Linked DNA regions of Homo sapiens: region 2 is linked to region 1. Evidence: chromatin loops called from intact Hi-C (ENCODE). Cell type or tissue: mammary epithelial cell. All regions are shown on one strand. Links, peaks and the distances in the headings refer to the core of each region. The heading gives the core; the rest is flanking DNA. Region 1 overlaps CNTN3 (contactin 3). Region 2 holds the start of CNTN3 (contactin 3).

Region 1 (8,343 bases), core at 161-8,160:
ACAAAAATATTGCCAGAACATTCTGAGATGCTATGTGTTGGTTTCAGAGCTTCTTTCAATTTGTCCTCAACTCAAAGAGATCTTCTCTGGCAAGACCAACATCACTGATGCTATGCCAGAAAAAAATTACAAAGCTGTTTTTCAATTGATTCCACTAGTTTCAACTAAGTGCAAGCTAAAGGGACAAGACACAGTTACCTAATCATGCCAACCGACATGCTTCAAAATGTTAGATAACATGTCAACACTTTTTAAGTATACTTTACAAAGGGTTTGCTTCAATGCTCTTGCTTTGCTTTAAACCTCAAATTAACTTGGCCAATTCCACGTCACACTGCTTTACAAGCCTCTCCGCAATTATGGATGACTATTTGTACTTGACATGCAATAATGTCGCTTGTAGCATGTTTCAAGACAAGCTTTTTGTTTAAGAGCAAGTCTGAGTTTCAACAGTGTTGCAGGATTTTGAAAGCAAGTCTTCATCCCTGAAGGAGAACAGCACTGTCTAATGCTTTTCCAAGGTAGCCAAATCTAAGGTGCTTTTTTGGAACATTTTTTAAGTGTCATTATTTTCCTAAAAATAACCTTTACACATAAAAGGAACTTAGACTTTAGGGTCTTACTACATATAATAATGAAAGGAAAACTAAATGATAAGCAAATTCCATGATCTCTTCTTTTCCAAGACATCTTCCAAGTTAAACATGAAACAAAATGAACAAAGACAAATTTAAATAATTATAAAGGGTATGTAGATTTTCCTTCCCTTTGATTCAATGGAAAATTATTCCAGACCTCCTTGTACGATAATGAAGAATGTACCTTTCCTAAGTCTACATAACATTCCTTGCCACCATATATTTACTTAGGATTTAAAAATAGCTTTATAATATAATATAATATGAATGTTTTTCTGCAAAGACAATTTTGCAATACCAGGAAGGAAACTAAATAGTAATGTAATAATACTAACTTTTATGGAGTGCCCATTATGTGCCAGGCACATTTACCAACTGGAAAATGTAGTGGCAACTCTAAGAATCAATTTTGTTTTAGCTTGACATGTATGTAGGTGCCATAAATTCACTTTTAGAATTAACCCACTATAATCCTCACAACCACTCATGGGGATCTTTCTGTTATCACCCCCCATTTTTCAGATAAAGAAATAGAGACACAGGTGGGTGAACAAATCTGTCAAAGAGAAATAAAGATAGAAACTGTGTACTTACAACCTATTTTCCCCACACAATAGATACCAATGGAATGCTTAAGTAATCAGATCATTAGAGAGCCATGAAGTATAACCTGATATTTTATGTATTTTCAAAGGTCTGTATTAATATAACCGGCAATTGAAAGTTTAATTTCAGTTACTTCCTCCGTAAAGGGAAAGGACTTGACTATTAACATAAAAATTCCACTGCTTGATTTCAAGCACATGCACTGCAGTAATGCACCATCCCTATAATAGGCACGAATGTAGAAGAATGCAGCAACTCTCTTTGGGATGAAATGAAAATACTTCAAAGACACAGTAAACCACAAACATAAGGTGCAAAACACTGTGTGAAAAAGAAATATGGGTATTTTTGTCTCCATATTTGCTGTTTATAGTATATATATATACAGCACATATATTTATAACTATACAAAATAGTTCTTGAATGATATATGAGACCTGTTAAAAGCAGCTAACTCTGGGGAGGAAAACTGTGGGGTCAGGAAGAGAATAGAAAGATAAAAATTTTCAATATACAGTCTCTCAAAAATTTTAAATATTCTTCAGTGTACATATATCTATTATCCAAAGCATTAATAAACTTTTCCAATGGATTAACAATAGAAAAGTAATGTATCTTCCACGTTAAAATATTTCAAACAGTACAGAGCTCAACACGTGGCACTGAAATTTTGTTTGCATAGTCACTACCTCAGCTGCCTGGGTCACGTGTTTAGAAACTTTACCAACTGGAAAATGTAGTGGCAACTCTAAGAATCAATTTTGTTTTAGCTTGACATGTATGTAGGTGCCATAAATTCACTTTTAGAATTAAAATGTTTTTATATAGTTATCAAAATAATTTACTTATTATTTGAGTGGTTCCTCAGTCTCATTCTGAAGGTTTTCTGAAACTACTGAGAGGTTACCACTAAGGACAATGTCCCAGTAATCTGCCACAAAAATTTGTAAAATCATTTATTACACTAGTGTTCACAGTGGTATAAATTATGAAATGAAACATTTTTAAAAGAAAAAAAAACAATTTATTCCTAAAATGATAAAATGTGAAAAATCTGTAAACAATATTTTTTTGGGAGTTGAATAGAAAAAGGTAAATGAAATGAAAAGTCCTAAAGAGAACTTTTTGGCTTAAATAGAAAGAGTTTCAACATTGAGTTCTAACTGTGCACACTAGCCCAGACCATTCTGTTCCTCACCTCATAATCATGGAAGGAGAGTGATCTTGGGGAAAAACTCAAATTCACTGAGTAGAAAAAGGTAAATGAAATCAAAAGTGCTAACGAGAACTTTTTGGCTGAAATAGAGTTTCAACACTGAGTTCTAACTGTGCACACTAGCCCAGACCATTCTGTTCCTCACCTCATAATCATGGAAGGAGAGTGATCTTGGGGAAAAACTCAAATTCACTGCATGCCTGCAGCATGTCAGGTATAAGCACAGAGAAAGAATATTTTAAAATAAATTCATGTCTTCAAGGCACTGACACTCTCAAGTAGCACACTGACCATAAATATAATTATACTACATTTTAATAAGAGATTCTAGACTGGAAGACAGAGGTCTGTAACAGGATGCTCATGCGAAGTTTCCTGGACCACCAATACTCAGCAGGTATTACATCCCAAAGGGAGGTGCCAGAAAGAAGTGCAAACATTTAAAGGAGATCCTGCAAAACCATTTGCCTGGTTCTCACAGCTCACTCACATCAGAGTTGTCCAGAGACTGAGTAGAGGATTTGAGAAAGGGGTGACTTTGGAAAGAACTCTTCCTCACAGAGAGGAAGGCAGGTACTCCTTTTTAAGTTGCACTTTAAGGTTACACATCAAGGAGACCACAGAGAGCTGCCTTTGGAGGGATGCAGTGGTCTGGGATGATACTAAATGAGACCACTAAATGAGAATGAGAGCACGCTGGAGCCAAATAGTGGGTTGCAACTGGTGAAGGAAAGGGATTCTCAGAGATGTTAGGGGCACAGAATACATGACGTTTCCTGTGCGCCAGACACACAGGGGTGAGTGCCTGTGGAATGTGGTTATTATATATCCTGGGATGGAGAACCCCCTTCTGGGGAAAAGAGACCTCACAGAGGAAAGCTAGGGTATCTCTGGACTTGTGGGGGCTGAGAAAGAAGGAAGTGGCTAGCTGGGGTGGGGAAGAGGGAGAGTGCAGCACTACATTCAGGGAACTGAGGGGGAAATATCCCCAGTGTTTTGGAATCTCAAGTGAACCCATGGAAGAACCACTGGAAGAAAACGCCAGTTCTGCACTTCTAGCAAGTCCAAAGTGACATGACGCTAAGCCACTGCAACAGGATCCATCAAGTTGAACTTGCTGGTCTCCTTTCTTCTCTTCCGGGCAAAATACTTAGCAGAATTGGAATTACCGAGTTAGGAGGAAGCAGTGTAGGTGAGCTAGGTGAGAAAAGAAGCCAAAACATTATTTCTTTAACTGTAGACCTTCGCTCCACACCAGATTAGCACCAGGGAGGGAGATTAGTTTTCCCTTTAAATCAAGTTTTACCTTTTAACTATTACATAAGACAGGACGTTTTAATTTTTTTGCTTGAAATTGTATCCCTTACCTAAGCATTATCAGAAGTGGAGTGGGTGGGGCTACCTGAGTTTTCATCTGCAGCAGGAAAGGAGCTAAGAGAAGAACTCCCATAACAGGCAGGAAAGACTAGAAAGCTGACTTAGGGTTACATCTCATGAGTGGTGCTTCTTCCATGTACAGTTATAGACAGGAAGTACAACCAACAATTAGAAAACGGGGGATATCACAGCACCATCCTAGAACAGGTAGCATCTGAGGTAATTCTTAGAGAAAAAGGTCGGCTTACCTAGGAGATAAGGAAAGAGATAAACACAGGGACACAGAACAGTGGAAAATCTAGACCAGATAGGTGATTCATGAGAGTGAGAGAAATGACTCGGGGAAAGCCCACAAAGCACTGGGCCGAGGGAGAAGGTTAGAGAAACCCAACGGTTAAGGGTGTGAGCAGAGGAAGATGAACTCCCTTCTGAAGAAGACAAAAGGAACATTCTGAGAGTCCCAGTATGACTCACATGTGGACTGTGTTAGGAAAGCTAAGGGTGCAGAGTGTTCAGTTCTGCAAGAGAGTGACAACATTCAAACAGATAGATGTCCTGGGGCTGGGAGTGGGATGGGGCATAACTGCAAATGGGCATGAAGGTTCCTTCTAGTATGATGGAAACATTCCAAAACAGGATGTTGTGATGGTCGACCATCAAAGTTACTAAGGCACTGAATTGTACACTAATAAGAGTGAATTTAATGGCATGTAAACTTTACCTCAATAAATGTTTTAAGTCATAAAGAAACAGAAAAAACAGGAGAAGGAGGGATAAAGAGAGGGAGAGAGGAAAGAGGAAGGAAGGAGAGAAAATTAATTTGCTAAATAAATGCTTTTCGTGATGTTATCAAGCCCAGATTCAGTGGAGTCTTTGGGAAGGATCAGCCACATAGTGGTGGGTAGATGTGTGAATAATGGGTGAAGAACCAGAGAAACAGAAAGAATCAGCTATTCTTTCAATAAGTGAGAATGAGAGAGATGGGATCATGGCTAGAAATGGGTAGAGGGTAAAGAGACAGCCATGATTAATGGTTTTCAGTTGGAAAATTCCTGAGCATACAGTAGACCCCCTTATCTGTGGGGCATACATTCCAAGACCCCCTGGTGGATGCTTGAAACTGCAGATAGTACCAAACCTTATGTATACTTTATTCTTTCCTATATATACATACCTATGATAAAGTTTAATTTAGAAATAAGACAGAGATGAACAACAATAATCAAATAGAACAATTATAGAAATCCACTGTAATAAAAATAAAACAAGGGTGATTTGAACACAACACTGCAATATGGCAACAGTTGACTTGATCATTGAGATGACTCCTAAGTGACTCACAGGTGGGGAGCGTCCACAGCGTGGGTCCCCTGGATAAAGAAAGGATTCAATTCCTCAGCCAGGAAATAGCAGAATGGTGTGAGATTTCATCACACTGCTCGGAATGGAATGCAATCTAAAACTTATGAATTGTTCATTTCTGGAATTTTCCATTTAATATTTTTGGACTACAGCTGACGTTGGGTAACTGAAACCACAGAAAATGATACCTTAGATAAGGGGGGACTACTGTATTCATAAAGTGAGAAGGAAAATTCAAAATGCAAGAAGAAAAAGGTCTGATTTTTCTAGAGGGAAGAGTCTTCTCAGGATTAACTTGCATGATAATGATTCCACCTTAGCCAAAATCACATAAGCAAAGTCAAAAGTATGCTGAAAAGGGAATAGAAGTGATGAACCCTATCCCATGGCCAAAACAGAAAAGCTGGCTCTGGGATGGAGGCATTTTCTGGAGAACCATCAGGCTCGTCTTGGAGGCTCCTTATCAGTGTCTCCAAGAGGTCACAGAAATGATGATGCCTGGCCAGTGCCAGATGCTCAGCATGTCCTATGTGCCTGTGGTTGTATTTTCATATTCATAGGTAAATTAATTTAGAAACCATAGTTTGATTTTATAGAGTCACTCCATTTTGAGGAGCTCTGGAAACCAACTGCGTACTACCACCACACTTCCTTCTCTTAACTCTGAAACTACTCAGGGAGCTCTCTTAGGCTAAACATACAAGCAAACATGCTCAAAGCACTCAGACACATTTAGGAGCACTAATAACTAAACATAATACTAATGCAGCACTTCAGAGGATCACTTCACTCCCCAAGATATCCAAACCACAATTCTGGCACTATGGGTGGTAGGTAGATAATAATGGCAAACACTCAGATTGAACATGTGCCAGGCAATACTCTAACTGCTTTTATAAATATGCACACATGTTATGTCATTTACTACCACCACCCCCATGTTACAGATGAAATAACTGAGGTAGAAAAACATTAACCAACATTCCCAATTTCATACAGATGCCTGAATCTAGTATTTCCTAGTCAATCCCTGGGTATTATTATTTGGCTTAATCTGTTTCAGGTTTACCCTAAGGCTTGGGAAGAAAGTGATCCTCTGAAGCTTTGTATTTTTGTTCAAAGCCTAGAGAGGCATAAATGCAAAAATGAGGTAATATTTTTGAGCTCTAGTGCAGAGATTCTCCATTGAGAGTGACCTGGGCTCCCAGCAGACACTCAACAATATCTGAGGATGTTTTGGGTAGCCACTTGCTGGGGAGGGATACAGATGAGCTACTGGCACCTAGGGGTTAGGGTTTAGTGATACCACTAAATACTCTGCCATACCACAGGACAGCCACCCACTGCAAACAATTATCCAGCCCAAATGACAATCATGTCAAGGTGAGAATCCCAACTTCAGAGCAGCTTAGCATCATCAGAAGACTGGAGAATCAGCTACCATCCAGCCTGGCTACTTTCTGTTCGGAACTTTACCAAAGAAAGGACACACTTCATCCTTCACATGTTCTGCTCTCATACAACCAGGAGTCTTCTGGGAAAACAGGATCTAAGAGCTTGGTGCACTTCTTAAAACTGACCTTTTTACCATGTGAAATTCCAAACAAATTAAAAGTAAACAGAATAGCATGAGCCCCTTATGCCCATCACCCAACTTAAAAAAATCAATATTAATATTTTGCTATTCTTGTTTTGTCTACAGCGCCACTCACCCTCTCATATCCCCACTTTATTATTTTTTTTCATTATTTGCACACAGGTTTTATGTAATTTGCTTACATCAAAATGTAAAAATCTTATCTGTACCATTTTTTAAACATGGAATCTTAAAGAACTATTTTTATTGTAAAATACAGCAAAGATCTTTCCATTTTATGTTAAGCTTCTAAGTCAGTGTTTCTCAAACTGTAGGTTGTGTTTAAGATGCTGTATGTAGAGTTTTTGTTTGTCTTAAACAAATGAAGTAGAATAGAACAGAAACTATTCAGATATACTGAATTTAATGAGTTAGCACTGCTTTGTAAAATGATGCTATAGAAGTGCAATGTACTGTTAAGTATTGAGCCCTAAAATAACTTGTGTTTCTTACTAAGAGAACATTTTTAAATGTATAAGAGGCAGAATGACTTACAGTTAAGTATGATATATACATATGTAGTCTTGGGCGAGTTATTAGATTGGTGCAAAAGTAATTGCGGTTTTTGCCATTGACCATAATGGCAAAAACAACAGTTACTTTTGCACCAACCTAAATACTTAAACCTCTTTAGACTTTAAATTTTACAACAGTAAAATGGGAATGGTATGCACATAAATTGGTTATAAGAATTAAGACTGTGATTACATGCTGAGCTGGTATTTGAGTTGTGATGGTTACTGCTATGATTTCAAAAAAATTAAATATAATTGACACCTTGTCTGGAGATAAAGTCTTAAATAAAGCATGGACTCAAACCTAGGTCTCTAACTCATTTTGAAGAGACAAACGCTGCTTACATCTTTTTGTTTAAACACTTGTTCAGCTTACCTGTGTTTTTAAAATTTGCTTTATCACAGCAAATTGAGTGATTTTGACACCTTTTTGAAATGCTAATCATGGCTATGAATAGTTATCTGCTTAGAATTCACACCTATTAGGGGCTGTATCTAGGTGTATAAAACATTCACTCTATCAACACAGAAGTGTAAATCTAAATTGGGGCAAACTGTGATAGCAGCTTGAATTTACACCCACAGTATCAACTTCAGCTGAGGAAAGATGGGAGAAGTACTCCCAAACTCATGCAGCAACAAGCCACCATTTGTTTTTATACAAATAGCAATGATTCACGATGATAGCATAAAACACAATGGGAGGGAGAGAGAGGGAAAGACACAAACTGACTGCCTGTATGTAATGATCTGCAGATACCCCTGAGTCTGATAGGCCAGATACAAAAGCATATGGAGGGTGGAGACTGAGAACAGGAGTGTGTGAGCACATCCAACTCAGCCTTGAGGGCTGTCAATGCGATACAATGCGAGCCTGGGGCTGCCAGACAGCCTGATTGTGAACTGCCAGACTGACTGTGAACTCTTTATTTCAGAAGACCCTGGACTTCCAGAGTTTTCTAATGAGATCTTTCAGTTTTTATTTTTGTAATA
Region 2 (8,343 bases), core at 122-8,121, 82 kb after region 1:
TGAGTTTTCAAGGAAGTTTGAAAAGACCCATGTATTATAGCTGGAGTGTTAAGTATCAGGGGAGAATTAGGGAGAAGTCACATACAGACAGGCTGCATCAGTAGCATATTTTTCTCTATGCAGTGGGTGTCCAGTGACCCAAGGGGTCGGCCTCATGGATTAATACAGCACTGCGTGTCAAATAGATTGGAACAAGAAAGAGAGTGAGGAGAAAGTCATTTCTTAATCTCCTGCATTTAGGTGAGAAGTACTTAAAACCCAGCCTGGCACATTGCTTGAATGAATGTTCTTGTATTTTTAATCGGTGGACTGGCTACAATGGCAAAGGGAGAAGATGGTGACAAAGACCACTGACTCCAGATGCCTTGATGACCCCAATGATAGCTAAAGGAAGAACAGACCACCTAAGCTCTTAGGAAACGGATTGAGAGGAAAAATGATAATTCCATTTTGGACAACATTGGTTTGAAGTAGCAGGTGTCCAAGAGATGTACGAGATCACGGGCAATGTGACAGAAAGAATACTGTCAAAGTCAGCTGCAGACTTCTGCTGAATACGGACCTTCTTGACAGGATCTTTGGTTACATATGGCAAGCTCAGCAAACCAATAAGCTTAGTTGTCATAGGTTTATCAAACTCCACTGTGGGCCAGATACTTTGACAGAAGCTGCTTTGCAATAATGCATAAAATAGATGTGGTAACTGCTTACAAGGTACTTACAGAATATAAACATACAATCAGGTAAGGAAATGTACAGTTCCAAGTTATACTAAGCATACCAAGGAAATGAACAGAAAGAGCCTATCAGAAGTGCCCTCATTCAGGGTAGGAAGGAAATCAGAGAGCCCTCTCTAAGCAAATGATATTTACACTGTGGCCTAAGGGATGAGTAGCAGTCAAAAACTCTATGTGGGCCAGACTCAGCGGCTCACACCTATAATCTCAGCACTTTGGGAGGTCGAGGTGGGCAGATCGTTTGAGTTCAGGAGTTCAAGAACAGCTTTGGCAACATGGTGAATTCCCATCTCTACAAAAAATCCAAAAATTAGCCAGGGCATGGCGGTGTGTGTCTATAGTCCCAGCTACTCAGGAGACTAAGGTGGGAGAATCACTTAGCCCAGGAGGTCGAGGTTCCAGTGAACCATGATCGCACCACTGCACTCCAGCCTGGGTGACAGAGTGAGACCCTGTCGAAAAAAACAAAAATGAAAAAAAAAACCCTGTGAGTTTGTGTGTGTGCACACGTGTGTGCGTATGTGTGTTTAGGCGTTAGGGCTGGACAGGGCTACTGGGCAAAAGAACAGAATGATCCCTAACATAGGAAAGAGCTCAACACATCTGCAGAAATGAAAAAGGGTCTAAGAAGCTCTTGTTCCTAAAAGCTTGCTAGGAATTGTCAAAGGGACAGTAGTGTTTAAATCCCACACAGCCTTGCAGGTAATATTTAATAGTTTGGATTTTATTCTGAGTTCAATGAAAAGCCATTTAAGCATTCTGAGTAGATGAGTACTAATTTAACTTACATTAAAAAAAAAAGAAGTCTTGGCTGCTATGCAGGATGATTTGGGGGAAGAAGTACGAAAGGAGCCAAGGAAGCCAGTGTAGTTATCCCAGGAGAGAAGATGGGGACTTGGAGAAGGAGGACGTGGGTGAACATGGAGGGAAGTGGGCGAATGTGAGAGATATTTCAGGGTTAGAACCAAAAGGACATATAAGGTCTGAGTTGTACTAGTTCCCCAAAATAAAAGCACTTGAAGTATTGTGATGGTGTCAAGATTTACCCTATTAAAACAGTATACTGACAGCCTCATTTATCAGTAATATAATCAAGCAGTTTTGAAATATGGATCTCATATCTTAACATCTGAAAGGTAATCAAAGTCAAGGGACTTAAAAAACAAATGGGACAAAATTGTTCTCTTGTTTTAGAACATAGGAAATTTACAAGCTGAGTTATAAAGGCACCTAAGAGAATGCTATGGAATCACTACAACATAGATAATCTATGTCTTCAAATGCCAATAGGTCTGCAACAAGAAATATGCAAACTCACTGAATTATTTTATCCTACTTAAGAAAATAGTCATTTTTCCTCATTCCTTGCAAGGCAGGTTCTTGCACAGTAAAGATTCTACAAATATTTACATTCCAAGTAGCAAAGCTGTTTGAAATGCTATAAAGTTCTGCCAGCACTTCTATTACAAACCCTTATTTCTTGTTTATAACATGTACATAAAAGGGGGAAAATAAAAATGTACTATGGATTGAAACTTGGCATACAAAGTTTCAACCAGGGAGTGCATTTCTCCTGCAGCAATTTTTCCAAAGAAATGTCCCACTGTGTTTAAGAGATGAGTGCAGGGGAGACTATAAGATAAAAACCATTTACAACACTCGATCCATTTCTGAAATGTTTATACAAATTGGATATGAGAATGAGATCTGTCACCCCTCAATTTCAAAGAAATGTTCTATCTTAAACTGTTCCGTGGCCCCATATTCTCTTGCCAACTATCTTTGCAACAATGATATTCTCCATTGCACTTTTTTCAAGCATAAGAAAGGAAACTGTCCACCAGCATTAAGTGATTAATTATATATGCATGTTAAAAGTATATGCATATGCATGTGTGCATATTAAAAACTACAAGTGAGCACCTTAAAGATGCTCACCTTCATAGAGACAAAGTACCTTGCTAAGATAAGAAGGCTTAAAGGCAGACTGGTGGTGACAACTAAATCAGAGACAGCAGGCAAACATGCACAGCATCAATAAATCCTCCTGCCATCTGAATATATTCCACTACATAAAATTAACATTAGTTTTACTGCTAACAACTTACTAACTGGTGATTGGAAACCAGTCAAAGCTTCTCTGTTTTGTAGTATTGCCACAGTATAGCGATATACAGATCTGACAGTTTGGAAGCAGCAATTATATCTATATACTATTTCAGCATGAACCATATTAAGAGTTAATGAGAACTTCAAGTTGGACACTTAAATTTTGCAGTAAAAACAAAGCTGGAAGATGTGTACTGAATGTGTGAGAAGGAGTTAGGAACTTGTAAAAGAGAAAGATGCATATTTTGCAAGCAGAGAAAAGAGGCTATTAGTTTGTAATAACTGGGCATATATGAAATGTGACAGTGATAAAATTGAACATAAATCAGCAAAGGAAAGGCTACAGCTTGTTGTCCACGGCTAATCTTCTCTCTACTTGAAAGTGCTCAGCACTTTGCTCCTATTAAATGCTTTGTTGCCATTTTAAGGTACACTTGGGCTATCTGGTTGTGTTGTGAAGAATATTTAAAAGTTAGAGTTCTCCTGGAGAAATGAACTTAACATCTTCATGTCTTCGGGCTGACATTAATGACATCCAGACAGTGAGGAGGACATGAGGCTGAATGTTATTGTCTGTGGCGGCCACAGCCTGAATCTATTACCCTGCATATCAATTAGACACTCGGTGTCTCGGTTATCCTACTTTTAGACAGAAGGGCCACTTGCATGCATTCAGCCTTACTATTCATCTTATAAAAGTGTACAGCAATTTGCTATATTTCCCTGGTGGATACTGATCATTTTGGGGGTCCTCAAACCACATGTTTACTCTCAACTAATTTCAAGCAAGTATTCAAAGACCAATAATTCCCAACCCCACTCTTTATTATTTGCAAGCCAACATCCTTCCATTTAGTGAGGCTGAACCCGATCAGATTTCTTTAATGAACATTCACAAGGACCTCTCCCATTGCAACCAGTGACATGCACGTATTAGGCATCTTACAAATGTTGCACAAATTGATATGAATATTAACCTGCAGTCAACTTTCTCCCTAGTCCCATGACCCACAAATGGTTAAAACCATGAACCAAGATGCCAGGTTACTGCAGCCAAAGTCAGGTTACTGTTAGTAAACACATCTAGCAAAGCAAAAGTAACACATTTGACTTGATATTGAGATATAAGCTCTTTCAAAGGCAATTACTCCTCCTTTCAATCTCTGAAGGGCTCTGACTCATTGTTCTGATTAATTCCTGTTTTTAATCTATTTACAGATCAGGATTCTTTTTCAGCTAGTGTGATATTCATCTCTGTGGGGGTAGACAGAAACCACAGCACGTACAGTCTTCCTACTTTTTTTTTTTTTTTTTTAGTTATTCTTGCTTAATCATTTTAAAATTATTTCTGGATTTACCTACTCACCATATGAGCTGGGGTTTCTGACCTCCCTCCTGCACATCACGCCCTCCTTGTCTGTTGCTTTTTCTAGCTCTGTTTCCCTGCATCTTGGGTTGAGGTTAGCAGACTGGCTACCCCTTTCCCAGAGCTCTGTTCCCCTTTCTTTGCCTCTGAAAGGAGGTTTGCTGTCCTTACCGTAGCGGACACCGTTTGTTATTAAATAATACCTCTGGACACATCTCCTTGTTGTAAATCAATAAGCAAATGCAATACAGGGAAAGACATACGGATTGGAGAGTTGTACGGAGCTTTGCACAAGCAGAGCCCAGAAGCTGTTCGTTCATTTCACGCGACCAGAAAAAATTCCTGATGGTGCTATGACCCCGGTGCCCGGTTGGCACTTCCTGGTTTTCTGTTTCTGCTATTCTGTTACCTGCTTGGTTAGCTTTGCAGGCTCCTCAGAGAACACAGAAACAGCTGAAACCAGGGTCCGAGCTCAGGAAACCTGGACTACAGCGCAGCAGGGTAAACCTGACAAATAAACGCGACGGGGAACTCCGTCCCAAGCTGCTGATCTGTGAGTAGAAAGAAAATGCAGCTTAGAAAACTTGATCGCTAATGAAAGAATCGGCCACCCTAGCTTTCTCAGACCTGGGAATCTGGGCCTGGGGGGTGGTTCCAGCAAAGAGGTATCACATTCCCACATTCTGCATCATGCACCTGGAATTGTTCCTCAGCATCCCTAGGAGTCACAACTTTTTTCCCCCAACTTTAACTGGTCAAATCCACTGCGCGAAGGGCAAGCCCAAGGGACCTACCACTCAATTTTCAGCGCTCCAGCTGGGGATGCAGCCTTCCCAACCCGAAACCAATCCTCGCCCCAGAAGGGGAAAAATAATCTCCCCAGAGCAAGTCCGATGAGAGAAGCATCTTTTATTCTCGACCCGTCAGGTGCATTTCCCTGCAAACAAACTTCGGGGCTGAGGAGCCATGAAGCCAGGGCGTAAAGTTTGCCCTGGCAGGTGGCTCATCCCTGTGGCCCGGCCGGCGCCAGGAGTCGGGCATCCCGGACTTACCTGGTCTCTGCAGCTCGCCAGACGCCCGCCCCGACGGCCCACTCGCCGCCGCCGCCGCCGCCGCCGCCGCCGCCACCGCCGCCGCCGCAGTTAGTCCGGGCCCGGGGGGCCGCCGTGCGCGCCCGCGTAAGCCGCCGCCGCCGCAGGCGCAGCACCCTCGTCCGCACGGTTCCCGGCCCAGTCCACGGCGCCAGCCCGCCCGCCGCTGCCACCGCCGCCGCCGCCAAGCGCCAGGCTGCTGTGGCTGCTGCCGGCGCCTAGCGAGCACTGCCCGTGCCTCCGCCACTCCGGCTCCGGCTCCGGCTCCGACGCGGACGCTGGAGGGAGGGGAGACCGGGCGGACTGGAGGGAGGGAGGGGCGGGGAGCGCGGCGGAGCAGCCAACTGGGTCCCGAGCCTCGCGTCTGCGGCGCCCCCAGCGCCTCTGCGCCGGCCGGACCCCGCGCGGCCCTGCGCTCGGCCGCGTGCACCCACGTGTGTCCGGCCTCCGCAGGGCCCTGGGCGGCGGCGCGGGCTGGGCGGCGGTCACCGTGTCACCTCCGGGTGGCCTCGTGCCACGCAGTTAGGGCCCTCGGAACACGGGGTTAAGGCAGGAATTCCACTTCTAGAAAAGCCTCCTGCAGCTGCGCTCCCACAAGTGCGCAAAGATTGCCAATTTTAATATTAAAGCGGATAATTATTAAGGGCTCACTAGGTAGCAGGTCGTGGACTGCGCTAAATCAATTAGTTCATGCAGTCCCCAGAGCAACCTGGATCTATTATTATTCCCGGATTTAGTGATGAGGAAATTGGTTTGCTTAAAGTTTCAATGAGTCAGTTGTGAGAATAATCGCAACTATATTCTGTCAAGGACCCTGTGAAGTAGATCTTACCACCTTTATTTGCCCAAGTATACACACAGTGGTGGGTTGGAGAACCCGGACTTGAATAAGCCTGTTGCAGTCCTGAGCCTTTGCGCTGAACCGCTGGTGACTTACTTCCAGTCAAACCCGTGCAAACACTGCAACTTTAGTTGTACGAAAAACAGTTGGGAACAACCTACCTGTCCTTCATTAGGAGAGTGGCTGATAAAATACAGTGGAGACATACAGCGGCAGAGAGAAAGGTGCATCTACTAGTATTGGCATAAATGACCTCCAAGAGGTATCCTTAGAGGCTGGGCGGAGGTGGGTCACTCCTGTAATCCCAGCACTTTGAGAAGCCAAGACAGGTGGATCTCTTGAGCCCAGGAGTTTGAGACCAGCCTGGGCAACATAGGGAGACTTTGTCTCTGCAAAAAACAAACAAACAAAAAGTTTAAATTAGGTGGGCGTCATGGCACGCACCTGTTGTCCCAACTACTTGAGAGGTTGAGGTGGGAGGAGCACTTGAGGGATCACTCGAGCTCAGGAGGTGGAAGCTGCAGTGAGCCATGATTGTGCCACAGCACTCCAGACCAAAAGACTGAGGGAGACCCTGTCTCTAAATAAATAAAAAAATAAATAAACGGTATTGTTAGGAGAACTTGGGACATGTACTGTTGATCGGCACAGGAAAGTTGGTACCTGTACCGTTTTTGTGCTTACAAGCACTTACACACACACACACACACACACACACACACACACACGCACGCACCCTTTTGTGTGTATGTATCCATATTTATGCATTCACAATTTCTGAAAGGATGTCTAAGGATACTGTTAACAATTGTTAGTCCTAGTGAGTGAGACTGAAATTGGAGCAGAGGAGACTTTATACTTTTCATTTTATAATTCTCTGACATTGTTTTTAAAATGTATCACGTTGTCCCTTCATATTAAATAATCTAGTCACATTTAATTAGACTTGACAGTTTATGGCCCTGTTTCCTCTCCTTGATCCTCTCCCTGTGATTCCTGCAGATGGAATGAAGCAACACCTCATCAAGAGAAGCAACCTGGGCAAACCAGGCCTGGTTTAACTGCACTTTCTCACGTTTGATCATTTTCTCAAGAGATACGTGCGTGGTCCTCTGCAATTCAGAATGAAATCTGAACTTCTGGAAAAACTCTCCTAGAGGGGGTTTGAGGACAAGAGGTAAGACCCAGGTCAGTCAGATGCAAGGTGCCGCTCCCTACAGCAAAGTCAGCATGTAGGCCCCCTGCATTTCCAATTGCCACAAAGAAGTTGCTTGGTACTTTGGAAGACTGAGGTGGGAGAATCCCTTGAGCCCTGGAGTTTGAGACCAGCCTGGGCAATACAGTGAGACCGCCTCTCAACAAAAAATTTAAAAATTAGCTGAGCATGATGGTGTGTGTCTGCAGTCCCAGCTGCTTGGGAGGCTGTGGCAGGAGGAGATCGCTTGAGCCTGGGAGGTCCAGGCTGCAGTGGGCCATGATTGAACCACTGCACTCCAGCCTGGGTGACAGAGCAAGACCCTATCTCAAAACAGAACAACAACAATAACAAAAAAAGAAATTGCATGAATGGCTTGACCAGGTGATTTTTCCCTAGTCCCCCTTACTCTATGAGCATACAACAGGATTCTTGAATACATTAGGGAACTTCTGGCCACATTTGCCCTCTCTCACTTTATCAGGAAACTGCTCATCCCTACAAGAGTAATAGCTGGATTACAAAAAATTCCGGGGTTATTTATGTTTTAAAAAGAGGTTGGGGGAGACAGGAATAGATAGAGCACGCTGCTATAAATAAAAATCATGTGCTTTTTCCCCATCAGAATTAAATTGCAGTAAATTTGGACTCCTTAAGCTTCCTCTACTTAGCCAAAGGAAAAAGAAATAGAACAGGTACAGAAAGGTTGTTTATGGTTGTTTCAGTTGTTACTGGTTACTGTAAATAATCTTTTTGCTTGCAATCTGGGAACATGTTGGCAAACCCCCTGCAGGTGACAAAATGTTTTATTGGGTAGAACTGGTGTGTTCTGGAAGGAGCCGAGAGAACTTTACATGCAAATTATGCCCATGCCTTGCCCCTAGCAGGTGCAATTACTGCCATGCCCACATCCATCACAGGCATGGCTCTTCTTTTAATATTTTCAACTTGATGTCTCCTAATACATTTTTCTTCTAATACATACATATATACCTTGTCTAATG

Evidence for each region. A loop is a pair of places that touch in the nucleus more often than their neighbours do. Peaks named below come from ENCODE experiments on the same cell type or tissue, not always from the same donor. Only the 100,000 strongest peaks of a DNase experiment are listed, where the experiment ranks them.
Region 2: it touches region 1 in a loop (3-fold over the local background); 3 of 110 quality-filtered maps call a loop at or near these places.

What each region holds. Positions count from the first base shown.
Region 1 is chr3:74,527,421-74,535,763 of GRCh38, forward strand. All of the region lies in intron 1 of CNTN3 (contactin 3), which reads right to left. Among named protein-coding and RNA genes, the nearest start is that of CNTN3, 83 kb to the right of the region's middle. In mammary epithelial cell, for the core only: no CTCF peak of the experiment used is centred there; DNase peaks (open chromatin) are centred at 4,261, 5,221 and 8,101; H3K4me3 peaks cover 254 bases; H3K27ac peaks cover 4,460 bases.
Region 2 is chr3:74,609,127-74,617,469 of GRCh38, forward strand. It overlaps CNTN3 (contactin 3), which reads right to left and starts at 5,533. Exons shown (of 23, transcript NM_020872.3): 1 at 5,265-5,533. LOC105377166 (a long non-coding RNA gene) reads left to right here and starts at 4,677. Exons shown (of 3, transcript XR_007096257.1): 1 at 4,677-4,765; 2 at 7,147-7,321. In mammary epithelial cell, for the core only: no CTCF peak of the experiment used is centred there; DNase peaks (open chromatin) are centred at 4,105, 4,625 and 5,595; H3K4me3 peaks cover 3,012 bases; H3K27ac peaks cover 2,686 bases.